2 separate regions of the Homo sapiens genome follow, and region 2 is linked to region 1. A link is an interaction called in ENCODE POLR2A ChIA-PET data of the cell type or tissue named here. Cell type or tissue: Panc1. All regions are shown on one strand. Links, peaks and the distances in the headings refer to the core of each region. The heading gives the core; the rest is flanking DNA. Region 1 overlaps CPN1 (carboxypeptidase N subunit 1). Region 2 overlaps DNMBP (dynamin binding protein).

Region 1 (2,918 bases), core at 146-2,645:
ACTCCAGCCTGGGCAGCAGAGCAAGAGCCTTCTCAAAAAAAATTATCAAGCACAACTATTTGTCAGAAACTGTACTATATGCTGTGAATTATGAATAAATAAGCAAATATCCCTGCCCATATGGAACTTACCTTCTAGTGAGGAAAGACAGGCAGTAAGCAATAAATTGTATAACATGTTAAAAGAGAAATGCTATGAAGAAAGTCTTACAGAGGAGGTGACATTTAAACAAAAATTTCAAGGAGGTGAGGGACAGAAACATGCAGATATCTAGGGGACAAAAGGGTTCCTTGAAATGGACACAACTGCAAATACAAAACCAACAAAAAGAATATGAAAAATGCTCAGCACCACTAATCATTAGGGAAATGCAAATTAAAACTACAGTGAGATTCCACCTCAAATTGATTAGGATGGCTGCTATCAAAAAAACAGAACTTCACAAATGTTTGCAAGGATGTGGAGAAATTGGAACCCTTGTGCACTATTAATGGGAATGTAAAGTGGTACAATCATTATGAAAAACAGTTACTGGCAATTCCTCAAATAATTAGAATTCCTATGTGCTCCAGCAATGCCACTTTTGGGTATATATTCAAAAGAACGGAAATAAGGGCCTCAAAGAGATATTTGCACATCCATATTTGTAACAGCATTATTTACAATAGCCAAAAAGTGGGAGCAACCCAGTGTTCATTGGTGGATGACTGTATAAACAAATGTGGTATATCCATACAGTGGAATATTATACAGCCTTAAAAAGGAAAGAAATTGTCTCTAGGCGTGGTGGCTCATGCCTGTAATCCCAGCACTTTGGGAGGCCGAGGCGGGCGGATCACCTGAGTTTGGGAGTTTGAGACCAGCCTGACCAACATGGAGAAACCCTGTCTTTACTAAAAATACAAAATTAGCTGGGTGTGGTGGCGCATGCCTGTAATCCCAGCTACTTGAGAGGCTGAGGCAGGAGAATCGCTTGAACCCGGGAAGTGGAGGTTATGGTGAGCTGAGATTGCGCCATTGCACTCCAGCCTGGGCAACGAGAGCGAAACTCCATCTCAAAAAAAGGAAGGAAATTCTGACACATGCTACAACATGGATGAATCTTGAGGACATTATGCCAAGTGAAATTAGCCATCCACAAAAAGACAAATACTGTATTATTCCACTTATATTAGGTACTTAGAGTAGTCAAAATTATAGAGATGAAAAGTGTTGATAAAATGGTGGTTGCCAGGGGCTGGGGGGGGGGATAATGGAGAATCATTGTTTAATAGATATAGGGTTTCAGTTTTTTAAGATAAAAAGAGTTATGCAGATGGGTGGTGATGATGGTCGCACAACATTACAAATTTTTTTTTTTTTAGATGGAGTCTCACTCTGTTGCCCAGGCTGGAGTGCAGTGGCGTGATCTAAGCCCACTGCAACCTCCGCCTCCTCAGTTTAAGCGATTCTCCTGTCTCGGCCTCCTGAGTAGCTAGGATTACAGGCGCCCACCACCACACCTGGCTAATTTTTGTATTTTTAATAGAGACGGGGTTTCACCATGTTGGCCAGGCTGGTCTCAAACTCCTGACCTCAGGTGATCCGCCCACCTCGGCCTCCCAAAGTGCTGGAATTACAGGCATGAGCCACTGCACCTAGCTAAATGTATTTAATAACACTGAACTGTACACTTAAAATGGTAAATTTTATTTTATGTGTATTTTACTATAGTCTGTCACAGCAAATAAAAAAAATTAAAAAAAAAAAAAAAAAAAGAAAGAAAGAAAAGAAAACCAGGACACCAGTGTGGCTGGACTGATCTCAGAAGTAAGGGAGAGAAAAGGTGGTTGGAGATGGGATCAGAGAGCTAACAGGTAGCTTTACAGACAGACCATCACAAGAACTTTAGCTTTTGCTCAAAGTGAGTTAGGTTTTGAGTAGGATAGTGACATGATTTGAGTCAGGCTTTAACAGGAACGCTCTGACCACTCTAATTGCGAAGAGATTAATTGGGGCAGGGAGAGAGGCAAAGAGACCAGTTAAGGGACTATTACCATCATCTTTGTGAAGATAAAATACAAAAACATAAGAGAAAGGGCTTTGAGACTCTAAAACACTGTACAAATGGTACAAATGTTTTATGATCATAACTATATACTTGTTCCTGCAGGTTCACCAGGGCATCAAGGGAATGGTGCTTGATGAGAATTACAATAATCTCGCCAATGCTGTCATTTCTGTCAGTGGGATTAACCATGATGTCACTTCAGGTAGGTGGTCACTGCTTAGGGGTAAGAAGGAAGCGTTAACTCCTGCATCTTCTTCAGCATAATCAAGGGGCCAGTTTGTAAGCTAGTGAAACCAGCAGGGGTGTCAAGGATGCTGGGAGTGGGGGGGATGGAGGAAAGAAGGGCAATGAAAATGGAGACAGTAAATTAAGAGGCTGAATCAAACAACCAAGATGTTTTAATGGAAAATCTTTTGCTTCTGATGCAAGCAATCCCTGAGAGGTCAGGACCAGGAAAGACTGATGTAAATGTAACTTCTCATCAGCATTCAGGAGTTGCTACCGCATACAATTTTGTTAGGGGTATTTTCTGGGCTTAAGCCTGTTAATAGCTCACATACTGGTGTGAAATCGGGTAGAAAGAGGACTGTGAAACAGATAGTTAGCCTTGTCGCTGACTTGGCATTTCCCTACACCTCCATTGGGAAAGTTAGCAAGATTCTTTCCATCATAGGCTTACTGTGGGGGCAAGATTGATGGTGGAGGCGGATCTTAGAGCTACCTGGAACCTCCTAGAAGGGTACAGAATTATCTCACAGCAGAATGGTGTTGTAAGCTGACTCAGCCCAGCTTGATCATGCACAACTTGTAGGATTTTTTTTTTGTTTTATTTTGCTTTTAATGCATAACAGTGGCTACAAATGGTTAT
Region 2 (2,918 bases), core at 306-2,805, 70 kb after region 1:
CTTGCTCTGTCTCCCAGGCTGGAGTACAGTGGCACGATCTCAGCTCACGCCTTGCAGTTTTATATCTGGGGCTTTGTACTTTTTCTTTTCTCTTTTTCAAAATTCAGCTTAAAGTAATTGGAATCATTTTGGCACATTTCCCACCAAATAAATTCTCCCTTGCTTTTGTGAAGGGCAGCCGTCCTTTACCAGAACATATCATGGAAATACTGTTAGTCTCTGAACTAAATTTTTTTTTCCAGAGATGGGGTCTCACTATGTTGCCCAGGCTGGACATGAACTCCTGGCCTCAAGCAACCCTCCCACCTTGGCCTCCCAAAGAACTGGAATTATAGGGACACACCACTGCATCTGGCTAAGAACTAACATTTTAAATCAGAACTTTAATAAATTAATGTGGGTCAAGATTTTCCATGAAATAGCATTAACTTTACTCATGAACATTCCCCTTTGCTTTCTTGAATGGATAAGAAAGATGTATATCCTCTGTGACTTAGAGAGGGAAAAAAGGCTTGAACATCTAGGACATTGAGAGGCCAGGCACCGTGGCTCACACCTGTAATTCCAGCACTTCAAGAGGGCGAGGCAGGCGGATTGCTTGAGCTCAGGAGTTTGAGACCAGCCTGGCCAACATGATGAAACCCGTCTCTACAAAAAATATAAAAAATTAGCCAGGCATAGTGGTGCATGCCTGTGGTCCCAGCTACATGGGAGGCTGAGGCAGGAGGATCACTTGAGTGCAGGAGGCAGAGGTTGCAGTGAGCTGAGATTGCGTCACTGCACTCCAGACTTCACTTTCTGACACCTCTCATCCTTTCATACAAAGAGAAGAAATTATTCATTTAGCCTTCGTGTTGTCTTGTATGAGCTCTTGTATTGTCAAGGACAAGAGAAATGTGCAGTTGCTTTTAAGGTTAGATATTCCTTCTCATTGCTGGGACTTGAGATTTTTTAAATGGATTCTCATTCCCAAAAGGTAATGTTAACTGGAGAGTTCAGTTCCAAGACATAAGGATGCTCGTGGAAGCATATTCTTTTGAAGGAACCTCCACCTGACAGCCCCTACAAAAAGGGAACCCCTTTCCCAGCTCTTCCCAGGTAGGTACTCTCCCCTGGGTGGCTGAGCGAGACCCTGACTCAAAAAAAGAAGGACACTGAGTTCTTTTGACACCATCTAAAGAATCAGCCATTCATTGGGTTTGCCGTGTTGTGGCATATTCTCTGGTTCATCTTGAAATTATATATACATTTTATTTTCAAGTATAGTGGCTGTAGTTTCTATAAAAGGCAAGCAGTACTGCAGTTTTTGTTGTTGTTTGTGTAAAGCTGCTCGTCCCTGGTTTTCCATGGTGCTCAAATGTTGGTACTCCTTAAAATGATCTAAAATCACCTACCCTGCTAATGATCTTAGCTATTTTTAACTCCAATTGGACAGTTTGTTTCCTCCCAATTTTTCTTCCTCAGAATCTTCAGTTTTCTAAATTCTTTTCCTGATTTTTCTTCCAAAATATCAAGAATATTTTATACCTTAAAATAGGTTGAGGCCAGGCACAGTGGCTCATGCTTGTAATCCCAGCACTTTTGAGAAGCTGAGGCTGGAGGATTGCTTGAACTCACGAGTTCAAGACCAGCCTGGGCAACATGATGAAATCCTGTCTGTACACAAAAAAGGGAAAAATTTGTAAATTCATTATCTGGGTGTGGGGGCACATGCCTGTAGTTCCAACTACTTGTGAGGCTAAGGTGGGAGAATCACTTTAGCCTGGGAGGTCAAGGCTGCAGTGAGCCGTGATCATCACTGCACTCTAGCCTGGGCAACAGAGTGAGACCCTGTGTCAAAAAAAATAGGTTGAAAGGTAGAGAAATTCCTCATGTCTTTTTAAATCTTCTGTAGCAGAAACACAAGTTTGTGCTTGAAACAGATAAGAAAAAGAAACAAGATGCCTGCCTTGCAGATCTCACTAACATTTGTCCTCACAACTTGGAACACTGGGTTAATAAATTTTCTTAGTGTCTTCTGGAAACTGTCTTAAAAACTGCGTGTTTTTACACGTTTATTGTGTTCTTTGTTATCTATAGCCACACCCTAAAGTTTCACTTTATAGTTTCACTTAATCTGCACGTCTGTAACTGCTGTCATGTGTATTACATCTGCAACATAGTGGAGCTGTTAATTTTAATATGTTGCTCAGCTACTTAGCTCTGACATGTCCAGTTTATTTAGTTATGAGTCAGTGGTTCTTAAATTTCCACCCATAATTGAGATTCATGCATTATTTAAGAAATGTGAGTCTGAGAGGATACTTAGGAACTCCTAGGTTAACCCATTTGAAAATATTTCTTGAATGTAAATTTCCTCAAACTTTGTAGGTCCTGAAATATTAATCTTGGGACCTCCCTCCACCAGTGCAGTTTCATTAAAAAGACAAAACTGATGTGGAGATATAGAAGTAATTTTTTAAAAAAAGAGCTAAAAATGGAAGGAAAACAGCAGTTTAATATGGGTGGCGTAGACGCTGTAAATTAGTTAAAACTACTGTACTGTGAGAGTCAATCCTGAAGCTTTCTTATTTTAAATTCTGTCTTTCGTAAAACAAAAAAAATTTATAGAAGTGTTCGGGTGGTTTAGATAAGGGTTGCTCAGTTTAAATCCTGAGAAGGACTGAGGCGGCCTTCCACGATTGGTGGAAACTCTGACATGTATCCTGTTCCATCTGGAGTTGTTGCCTTCCAACTTGGGCCAAGTTTGAAATCAGCAAAGTGTTGCAATATAAGTAGTTTCAGACGGTATAGGACAGCAGATTCCTTTACTTTCCTACCCTAGTTTCTCTGGTCAGCTCACCTAAGCCAGCGCAGGGTTTTCATTTGTTCTTCCAGTTCGACATTCTGTACCCTGTGGAACCAGAGTCCGTGTGGTG

The links. Peaks named below come from ENCODE experiments on the same cell type or tissue, not always from the same donor. Only the 100,000 strongest peaks of a DNase experiment are listed, where the experiment ranks them.
Region 2: POLR2A ChIA-PET joins it to region 1 with 8 read pairs; 9 of 35 experiments call an interaction of 5 or more read pairs at or near these places.

What each region holds. Positions count from the first base shown.
Region 1 is chr10:100,053,681-100,056,598 of GRCh38, reverse strand. CPN1 (carboxypeptidase N subunit 1) reads left to right here. Exons shown (of 9, transcript NM_001308.3): 7 at 2,153-2,252. Among named protein-coding and RNA genes, the nearest start is that of CPN1, 27 kb to the left of the region's middle. In Panc1, for the core only: no CTCF peak of the experiment used is centred there; no DNase peak of the experiment used is centred there.
Region 2 is chr10:99,983,667-99,986,584 of GRCh38, reverse strand. The region is part of intron 1 of DNMBP (dynamin binding protein); the gene reads left to right. LOC124902490 (a long non-coding RNA gene) reads right to left here. Exons shown (of 2, transcript XR_007062266.1): 2 at 2,478-2,918. Among named protein-coding and RNA genes, the nearest start is that of DNMBP, 25 kb to the left of the region's middle. RefSeq lists enhancers at 1,812-1,971, 2,859-2,918. In Panc1, for the core only: no CTCF peak of the experiment used is centred there; no DNase peak of the experiment used is centred there; H3K4me3 peaks cover 1,165 bases; H3K27ac peaks cover 1,999 bases.